2 separate regions of the Homo sapiens genome follow, and region 1 is linked to region 2. A link is an interaction called in ENCODE POLR2A ChIA-PET data of the cell type or tissue named here. Cell type or tissue: Panc1. All regions are shown on one strand.

Region 1 (5,000 bases), 180 kb after region 2:
GGGGTCTGCAGGGGCTGACAGTGTCCCTGGTGTCCATCCTGGCAGATCCTCGGCCATGCATGTAGCTGTTCACTGATGTCACCCCTCTGCTGAGCCTTGTCCAAATGTTGCGGTCACCAAAATGCATGGCAGTGAGACCTCACTCTTGAAGAGTTTGCAGACTGGCTAGATGAATGGGGGCACAGATCAGATAATGCAGGGTGATATATAAACCCAGGGAGGGACCTCCTAACTGGGCAGCCAGGGGAGGCTCCCTGAAGGAAGTAATACAGGAACAGAGACCTGAAGGACAAGCAGAAGTGAGATGAGGGCATTCTAGGCAGAGCAAGAAGGGTGCACAAAGGCCCAAGGCTGGGAATGATCGTGGCAGGCCCTGGCGCTGCAAGTTGACAAGTTTGCCTGGAGGCTGGAGTAGGCAGGGAGCAGGGATGCATTCCTGTCCACACAGGTCAGTGAGTTTTGGCAGTTGCCCCGGGGTCAGGGCAGAGAGAGGCAAGGAAGAGTGTCCCTGGGTGAAGAGGCCTGAGCTTCCAGGCTGCCTTGGAGGGCTGGGCTGGCTCAGCTCCCAGTGTCCCGTCTTCCCCCTCAGGACCCATGTCTTCTGGGACCGAGGCCGCCAGCTGCTAGAGCTTCCTGCTGACTGGGCAAAAGCTCTGCGAGCCCTTGAGTCCTGCCTGCTCCCGCTCCCACCCCAGCTCCCTCAGCCACGGCTGCCTTCTACAGACCCTGCTTCCTGCAGCTTCAAGGCCCTGAGGGCCTCAGCTGGATCCTGTGTGCCCGCTGAACAGTGCTGGGCCGGGGACTGACCAGGAGACCTGGAGGGAACAGGGACTGATGACATGGGGATGGGAAGGAGGCAGGTCTGGGGTCTGGTCTGCAGCTCTGGTACCGACAGGGAGGCCTCTCCTCTCTCTGGGCCTCAGTTTCCCCATTTGGGATACAGGTGCTGGCTTATCCTCATGAGGATCAAGGATGCAGGGATAGAGGATGGAAAGGGCATCTGGATTTCACTGGGAGAGTGTTTACAAGGAGACAGGGTATCATGTGAGGGCTGCTAGGAGTGCTGGAGGAGAGCGGCCTGTCCCCAGCCCTGCTCTGCTGGCTAGAGCCCTGGAGTTGGCCTCTACCTTTGACTGTTACCTTGAGTTGATCCCTTTATTTTTGGTGGGCAGTGGTTTCTTTGTAGAATGGGGAGGTATCCCTGAATTAATTAGAGGGGGTAGTTATCTTGAAAGTAGCCTAACCCAGTACTTTCGATGGGGGCCTTCTTGGCTTCTCCAATGAGACATCTGACATCGTGCCCATCCACGGCAAGTGCCCGGTGGCTTTGCTGTGGCCTCTCTCCCAGGCTAGCTTGGCCTCTAACGGCGGTCAATGAAGCCGTCCGAGTGACAGCCGGGCCGCGGGTAGGTTACAGGCCCTGGAGGCTGGCCTGGGATTTAGTGCCTGTAGGAAGAAATTGAATTTTGCTTCTTTGTTGAACATCGGCGGAGAACGCCAGGCGTATATCAGGAGGCTTATGGCTCTTCCTGCATGGCCACCACTGCCTGTCACTCTGTGGGGGTCTCCCCCATCGTGCTCAGCTGCAGGCGGGTTCTTTTGTCTGGCTTTCCCTGCGGTCCATCGGTCCAGTGATCTGCAGTGGACGGAGCAAGGCTCTGCCCTCATGGGCGGGCACCATCTGGGCGGGCTGCCATGTGGAGCACAGAGCCAGGAGCAGCCAGCTGGGCTTGGTTGAAGCCGGAAGCAGGAGTTGGTTGGTAGCTGGGGTGTCTTTGGGGATCAGAGAGGGCCGGTGATGGGAAAGGCACCATCATCAGAGCCTCTGCAGAGGCCTCTGGGGCTAGAGATGGGTGGAGACTGGATGCCTGATTATTCCTGGGCATGAGGCCAGGTGTCTCTCTGAGCAGGGAGCCCTGAGCTGGGGCTCCCAGCTGTTCCCAAGCCTGACCTCTGCTCTTGCCCCTTGTCCTACTTGGCATGTTTCCTTGGGGTTGCTTTTTAGGGAGGGCCCCTGTAGGGAGTTGGCATGGGATGATGTGGCATCAGCTGTCATAAGTGGGCTCACATGGCACACTGGTGCCCAGAGCTGGGCTGGCACAGCCCCTTCCCCTCCCTTGGCAGGCAGGAAGCTCTTCTATTCTGCCATCCCCTCCCTCCTGCCCAACCTTTCTGGTGTGAGACATAGCGGGCACATGACTGTTTGTTCCACATGTCAGGGCATGTCTGAGGGTCCGTGGCACCGTCTGTGCCTTGTGGCAGCACCACCTTTGCCGAGCCTTTGGCCCCCTCCATTCCTCCCCTTGTCTCCTCCCCACTGGGCTGCAGGAGAATGGACTGGCACCTGCAGCTGCCAGACTGAGAGCAAGATTCGTGGGGATGGTAGTGAGCAGGAAGGGTGAGACCCTTGTCCTGGCCCCTCTCCCAGGCACCAGGGCAGGGAAGCTGTGTTCATCTTCTCTGGGACACCCCCGAGGAAGATCCACAGTGAGGCCTAGCAGGGTGGGCTTGGGCTGGTACCGGAAGAGCACTGGGCTGGGGGCTGGTGGGCAGTGACTGGCGGAGTGCCTGGGACGCCTCAGAGCCGAGTGAGTTTGACAAGAGGGTACAGGCGCCTGTTAATTTCACGCAAACTGCCTTTGATAGATCTCTTGTTATTTTTGGTGAGTTGAGCCATAAATTTGTGCCATCTTGCTGCCGCAATCTGTTAAGTGGGGGAAAAGGAAGAAAAGAAAGGCAGGCAGGAAGGAGCTTGGTGGAGGACTGGCACGGAGGCTGGCTGAGGTCAGGGCTGGAAGGCGGGCCGCAGAGTTAGTGCCAGCTGCAGGGCTCAGCTCCTGATGGCCAGTGCCAGCCTGCAGTTCCTGCCCACTGACCCTCTAATCCTGAGGAGGCACTGGGCAGTGGGAATGGCTGTGCCCAGTGATACTTGGGAGAAAGAACCCCGCCTCATGCACGCCTCTCTCCTTGGCCACAATCCCTACCTCCCCTGTGGGCACTGGCCTGCCCCTGGCTGCTTGCTGCAGGCTCACCCTCCCCATCATCAGGCTCCATCCTTGAGGTGTGGCCACCAGGTGAACCTGGGGTCTCCTGGGAGGCAAGAGTGGGCTCAAAACCCCACCTGCCACTGCTGCTCTGTGACTTGGACAAGGTGCTGCCCATCTTGGGGCCTCAGAACCCCCAGTTATCTGTGTGTCACCCCCTGATCGAGCCCCCAGCAAATCCCCAGTGCTACTGAAACTCCTCAGCCTGGTGTCCAAGCCCCACCCGGGACCTAGCTACCACCTGCTTTTGAGCCTTCTTTCGAATTCTCCCCCACCCTTTCAACTGAGGCTCCTCGAATGGTGTTTGCCCTTGGTTATCCAGAACTCCTGCATCCTTCTAAGCACTGCTCAAGCCCTGTCCCCTCTAGGAAGCTGCCTCTGATTTGCCCAGCCCTGTCCTAAGATTGGCGTTTCCCTCCCAGCGCTCAGACCCTGCTGCTCTCTCGGCCATCCTGGTCTGGCAGCAGGAAGTGGGGGCCTTCCCTGCCTGTTGGGGGCCCAGGCAGTGAGGAGGCAGGGTGGGGGCGGGGAGACCCAGCACACACGGTGGTGGTATTTCCTGGAAGGTCCTTCCAGCCCAGATCTGTGCTGGTGGGGCTCTGTGTGCTCTACCATAGGGTGGGGAGCGGGGCCCAGACATCCCCAGACATCTCAGCAGGGACTGAGTTCCAGCCAATCCCTCACACACATCTTCATGTCTTTATCAGAGTAGAGTTTGTGCCAGGCCTAGGGCTGGCTCTGAATGAGTAGGAGGTGAGCTAGGCACACTGTCTGCCCACCGGTGGGGGAGGGAGAGCACTAACTAGGACAGTGGTGGTCAAGGCCACAGACTGAAGTCGCCCAGTCCGGGTTCAGTTTTGGACCTTACCACTGACTAGCTGAGTGACTGTTGATAAGTTCCTTCACTCCCACTTCATCACCTGTAAAGCGGGGGTAGTGAGAGCTATTCCACAGAGCTGTGGGGAGGGTTCAGTGAGAGGATGAGAGTAAGTGCCCAGTGCCTGGCACATGGTAGATGCCTAACAAAGTAGTAGCTGGGTCATCATAATTTAGTGTAATAGGTACGACTGTGACCCTGCCAGATGTCAAAGGAAGAGGAAGAGTAAGGGATTAAACCACAAAGGGGAGGAAGGTGCTCTAAAGAAGGTGATTTGGAGTTGAGTTTTAAGGAGTGAATAGGAATTCACTAGCCTGTGAAATTTCTCTTTCAATTGTATCATTTTTAAAATTTAATATATTAAAAATAAGTTTCATATCCTAAATGGAAAGAGTATCATTTATCTGAAATAGAAGATAACCAAAGAAACAACCACAGTGAAAACAAAGCGCCGTTATTAACTTCTAGCTAGATGCTTTTCCTACCTCTCCATTTGTTAGAGAGAGGAATTAGCACACATTGGGGATGTGTTAAAGTCTGGAACTGCACAGGCTTTATCTCTCATGCAGTTGGAAGGATTAAAGTGACCATGTAATTTATCATCTAAACTGTGACACATCTGAGGTTATGAAAGGGAAGAGGTGGGTACCATCAATTACATCAGGACAACAGGCACAAACCAGACTATCCCATACAAACTGATGAAGAGACCTGGGAGAGCCTGACATCCTCAGTCCAGGATCCAGTGTCATTTAATGGCACATTTGTGAGCCGCCCCAAGTCATCTTCCGCCCCATGCTTTGGGGAAGCTCTCAGGAGGAAGGGCTTTCGAGGTAGAGGAAACAGCCTGTGCAAGGGCGTGGAGGTGTGAACCACGCCGGGGGTAGGAGCTATAAAGAGACTGGAGCTGCTGGATGGTAGCCCTGGTGGAGGGAGACGGGGCCAGGGCTTTGACTGCCATCCCAGGACACTGGGGCCTCATCCTCTTGGCCAAGGGCTTTATGGCAGCAAGAAACTGGGCGTCTTGGGGGAAGCAGGCTGAGTCAGACACGATCCCTGCTCTCGAGGAGCTTCTGGCC
Region 2 (5,000 bases):
CAGTGAGACCCTCTCTCAAAAAAAATAAGAAGAAAGAAATAGTAAATAGTATTGTTACTATTCAGTGAGGGAAGGAATTGATTAGTATTAATTTCCTCCTGTGCTACAGGTGCTTTTTATATTCATTTAATTCTCACAACTACAAGAAAGGTGGTATCTTCATTTGCATCCATTTAGCTTATTTTGAATCACTTCTATTTGCCAGGCACTAGGGATACAGCGATGAGCTCCCATGGATTTACAGTGGTGAGAAGAAGAGATACAGAAACTCAAAAGGTTAAGTAACTTGTCCCAGGTCATACAGATAATAATTAGTGCTGGATTAAAAATCCAGGTCTTTGACTCTAAAGCCCTTGATTTTTCCAATACGTCATACTACTCTCTCAGTAGCTCCTCTTATATTGAGGTTTCTCATCAACGTGATGGCCTAGCAGCTAGTACTTAGGAGAGCTGTTGAAACTAATGGAGAAGGCTGGAGGCAAGGGGATCATTTAGGAGATGCTGACTGGAGGCTCTTTGGGGCCTAAGCTAGGCTTTTATGTGGGAGGAGATTATGCCTTGAAACTCTCTTGGGGCCCCGGGGTGTGTGCTTTGAGACAGTTTTTATGAGGCACCTGGGATATGTCTGCGTGAGGGAAGTCTGATTAAAGAAATGCAGCAGCGTCTTATGTTTTTTATTTTTTGGAAAAAGAGGAGAGTATATTTATTGGGGCCAAGAGTGAACTAGAACTTACCACTGTATCAAAGTTTCTCTGTTGAGCTGTGTGGGACACTTAAATCAGAAGAAGTGAGAAAATACACGTGAAAGCACTTTGTTAATTATAAATTGAACTACAGATTCAAAGTATTATTACCACTAAGATCTTTCTACTAAGGCAACAGATTTTGTAGCTGGAAAAGGCTGGCATTTTAGAACACCTTTATAGATGAAAAATAGTTTTGAACTGCTGAACGGGGTATTTTCTGACTCAGAACAGCAAAAGTCAGGCCACTCCCTCTGTGAGTCAGTCAAGTAAAATTTAATTTGAACGAACCAAATTTATAGGCAGAAACCATTTACAACATCATTGAACTTTGTAGCACTAGGAAGAGTAAATGTTTGAATACTTTTGTGTATAGCTTTAAAAAACAGTATGAGAGCCCCATATATAGTTGACTTGAAAAAAGTTTCAAACAAGGTAAATTGGATTTATTTTTCTTTAGAATTAACTTTTTATTCATTTTGTCCTATAAAGGTAGTATTTCCTTATGCAGTAATTAAGGAACACTTTACAATTTTCAGACACAAAGTTGAAATTTAGTAGGGATTTATTTTACAGGATTTGACTATACTTTTTCCTTTTTGTTGTAATGTGGGGGTTGGTAACCACTGAAGCCTAGAAAACGAATGTATTTACAAATAAGATGGAGAGGAGCAGGTGCATACATTTTTAGCTGTTGCTCTTGGTCTTGGAAGAATGAAGCTTAAGTTTTTGTGAAACTAAGTTTGGTTGATTTATTTGGGTGCTATTCCATCAACTATATTTGTTGAATAGAAGATGGGATCTTTAAAATTTTGCTTAAGAATCAGGATCCATAGTCTTTTTTGTTTGTTTTGGTTTTTTTTAAGACGGAGTTTTGCCCTTGTTGCCCAGGCTGGAGTGCAGTGGTGCAATCTTGGCTCACTGCAGCCTGCGCCTCCTGGGTTCAAGCGATTCTCCTGCCTCAGCCTCCTGAGTAGCTGGATTACCGGCACACGCCACCACGCCCAGCTAATTTTTTGTGTTTTTAGTGGAGATGAGGTTTCATAATGTTGGCCAGGCTGGTCTTGAACTCCTGACTTCAGGTGATCTACCTGCCTCGGCCTCCCAAAGTGCAGGGATTACAGGCATGAGCCACCGCGCGGCCCAGGATCCATAGTTTTAACATGGTGGACTTAGTTATGTTTATCGAATAGGGTGATGGTAGAGATCTTGGGGTACTGGTAAAGTTCAATATTACCCTTTCAGGGTTTAGGTTTCCACATTCCTTTCTTACGCCAAATCATGTATTGTCTCATTTGAAACTCAATAATCCTGTAAGTAGTATTCTTTTAGCTTTACAGATAAGGAAATTTATTTATAGATTGATTGTTGTTGGGTTTTGTTTTATTTTGTTTTCTTCCAGACAGAGTCTTACTCTGTTGCCCAGGCTGGAGTGCAGTGGTGCAACCTCAGCTCACTGCAGCCTCCACCTCCTAGGTTTAAGCGATTGTCCTGCCTCAGCTGGTATTATAGGCGTGCGCCACCACGCCCAGCTAATTTTTGTATTTTTAGTAGAGACAGGGTTTCGCTATGTTGCCCAGGCTGGTCCCGAACCCCTGAGCTCAGGCGTTGAGTTGCTGGCCTCAGCCTCCCAAAGTACTGGGATTTGATTATTAAATCCCAGGTTTTAGAATCTAAGTTAAAGATTATCAATAAATAGATAGCAGTGAATAATTTTTTTTTTCCTTTTAGGGGCTTAAAGTACTTAAATCTCTGTTGAACAGTGGATACCACCAGTTATAATTACTTTGGGAGATGGTGATTTGAGTCTCTTAATCTGTGAAATATTAGAAAAGTCTTGGCTAGGCACAGTGGCTCATTCTGGGAGGCAGACACGGGAGGATCACTTGAGGCCAGGAGTTCGAGACCAGCCTGGGCAACATAGAGACAACATCTCTACAAAAAATACAAAAACTAGCCAGGCATAGTGGTATGAACCTGTAGTTCCAGCTACTCAGGAGGCTGAAGTGGAAGGATCACTGGAGCCTGGGAGGTCAAGGCTGAAGTGAGCCGAGACTATGCCACTGCAGTCTAGCCTGGGAGACAGAGGGAGACCCTGTCTCAAAAAAAAAAAAGAAAAAATCTTTTCACCATTTTCATCTTTTGAACTATTAACTACGTATAGAGGTGTCAGTTAGCTTTCTCTCATTATCCTTTGTTTTATTGGCTGAACCTCATTCTATGGGCTCCCTTGACTCCCTGGCCACTGTCTTGGCACTTGAAGCCTTTTAGGTTGCTTAGTGTAGAGCTGAAGTGCATATTGTGTGAAAATCTTTTTGCTCTTTGGAGTGGTAGAGGTCTAGGCTCAACCAGAAACTGTCACTACCCTAGCACCTCCATGAAAGAAGCTGCACAGCAATACTAGCTGTCTGCTTTCCACAGTTCCCCATTGTGGAGTTACCAGGACTTAGGTGAGAGAATGACTCGTTTCCTGCACTGTTTGTTCAGTCAGTGTAGATTTACAGGACACAGAAATCTTTCCCAGAAAAATGACTGTGAGGAGTTGACAGATTATACAGATATTTTTTATGTGACTTGAATGTAGACGGTTTTTGTTTGCCTATACTGATTTTCTTGCCCACAGGTTATGTTAACACAGCATCCACTTCATTTTAAGTGGCCTAAACTAAATTTCATCATTTGAATATAAATTTACCTTACACAATGTTGGCTTTTTAAATTCTTGAGAATTTTAAGATTAGGCTTTTTTGTGACCCTTTCTTTGCTAGTTGAGCCTGGTTTGAAAAAATATTTTGAACATTTAGAACAGTCTTTACCTTTAGAGAAGTGGTGCATTTAATTCCTCTCATAGTATTTTTTATTTGAACTTTTAGTCTTCTCAAGACATTAATTCTTTTGGCATAAAATGTACACATGATATATTTGTTTTAGCAGATCAGATAAATTACTTTATATTTTTATTTCTGCAGTGGCCAGATATGTTGGCTGTTAACTAATGTATTGTTTGACAGGAATTCAAATTCACAATCAGGTCTGTTTTCTTCCAGTTGTCCTTTAGTTTTTGTTTAAATTTGACCAACTTTTTATTTTCCCCACCGTTTTACAGGAAACATTCACTAGGTTGTATCACCACAGTATTTGTAAATTGGATTTATATACAAATGTTGATATTTGTTGTTTTTAGTAGCAGAACAAATTGTTGTGTATTGTATTTTCCATTATTGGTGAAAAGCCTTTCATTAGGGGATGGAGTGACTGGTTAGTGCAGAAGGATATGAGTCACCAGCAGGATTTGTCAGCAAATAGAGAAGGATATGATGGAGAAACAATAGATTCTAGTGACATTATTTTCATTCCACATGTGTGGTTACAAACAAGTTTCCTTTGGTGATTAGTTTAAATTATGCAAATTGGGTCTTTCTGGGTGAAAAGTACTTTAAATATAAGTCACAGGCTATATTCTCAATTGTTTTCTTAGATTGGATCTTCATTTGGAGGTCATCAACAGGTAGAATTTAGTTAAACTCGTTATCTGTTGACTATGATTTAGTAAGTTGAAAGAAAATTTTTGTTAAGCTTTTTGGTAATTACGGAGCTGCTTGCTCAGTAGATCAGGGGAGGCCCATAAATATGGCAATATTTGCTCTTTTTCTCAGTGAGCAAAGAGTTGCTCTCTTACCACTACTCTGCTTTGAAATTCCTAAGAGCTTTTATTGCATTTGAATTGGTCTGAAATTCTCAGCCCGGTCAAGGCTTCTCCAGAGTTATCTAACCAAAGACTAAGCACCTTTCTCAAGTCACACTACCATGGTTCCTTCACTGTTTCTACCAGTTTTCTATTATAAAAGTTTTACCTTTCTTCAGAAGTCTTAATCCTACTCCATTCTTCTCACGCTTACTTTGTATCTTTAAAATTTGTGGTGGTAATATGAAAACTTAATACCAATCAAGCATTTTTCACCCACGTTGATTCTTCTAGGAGCTTGATCCTGGATAGTGTTTGTATGATGTGCACACGTCTCTGCAAATGCTTGTTTGAAGATTGGCTGTGCTGCATTTTGGTATAATTGGGAGGTGACATATTGTCCCTTATCTCAGTAAACATTTGGAGGAAGAGGACGAGAAAGATTGAATTTTGCATTCTTTAATTGGGAAGAAAAGGAAGGTGAATCCATGTTGAGCTGAGCTAGTGAGTAAAGAATAACTTCTTGACATGGCATTATAGAGTTATTTCACCATTTTTATTTCACGTTAATA

Evidence for each region. ChIA-PET counts read pairs that join two places held together with the same protein. Peaks named below come from ENCODE experiments on the same cell type or tissue, not always from the same donor. Only the 100,000 strongest peaks of a DNase experiment are listed, where the experiment ranks them.
Region 1: POLR2A ChIA-PET joins it to region 2 with 8 read pairs; 8 of 35 experiments call an interaction of 5 or more read pairs at or near these places.

What each region holds. Positions count from the first base shown.
Region 1 is chr1:31,750,971-31,755,970 of GRCh38, reverse strand. All of the region lies in intron 4 of ADGRB2 (adhesion G protein-coupled receptor B2), which reads left to right. Among named protein-coding and RNA genes, the nearest start is that of MIR4254, 5.3 kb to the left of the region's middle. RefSeq lists enhancers at 592-1,198, 1,565-2,178, 2,179-2,793, 4,819-4,898. In Panc1, no CTCF peak of the experiment used is centred here; no DNase peak of the experiment used is centred here.
Region 2 is chr1:31,930,865-31,935,864 of GRCh38, reverse strand. The region is part of intron 1 of PTP4A2 (protein tyrosine phosphatase 4A2); the gene reads left to right. Among named protein-coding and RNA genes, the nearest start is that of PTP4A2, 5.0 kb to the left of the region's middle. RefSeq lists an enhancer at 2,954-3,013. In Panc1, no CTCF peak of the experiment used is centred here; no DNase peak of the experiment used is centred here; H3K4me3 peaks cover 4,049 bases; H3K27ac peaks cover 5,000 bases.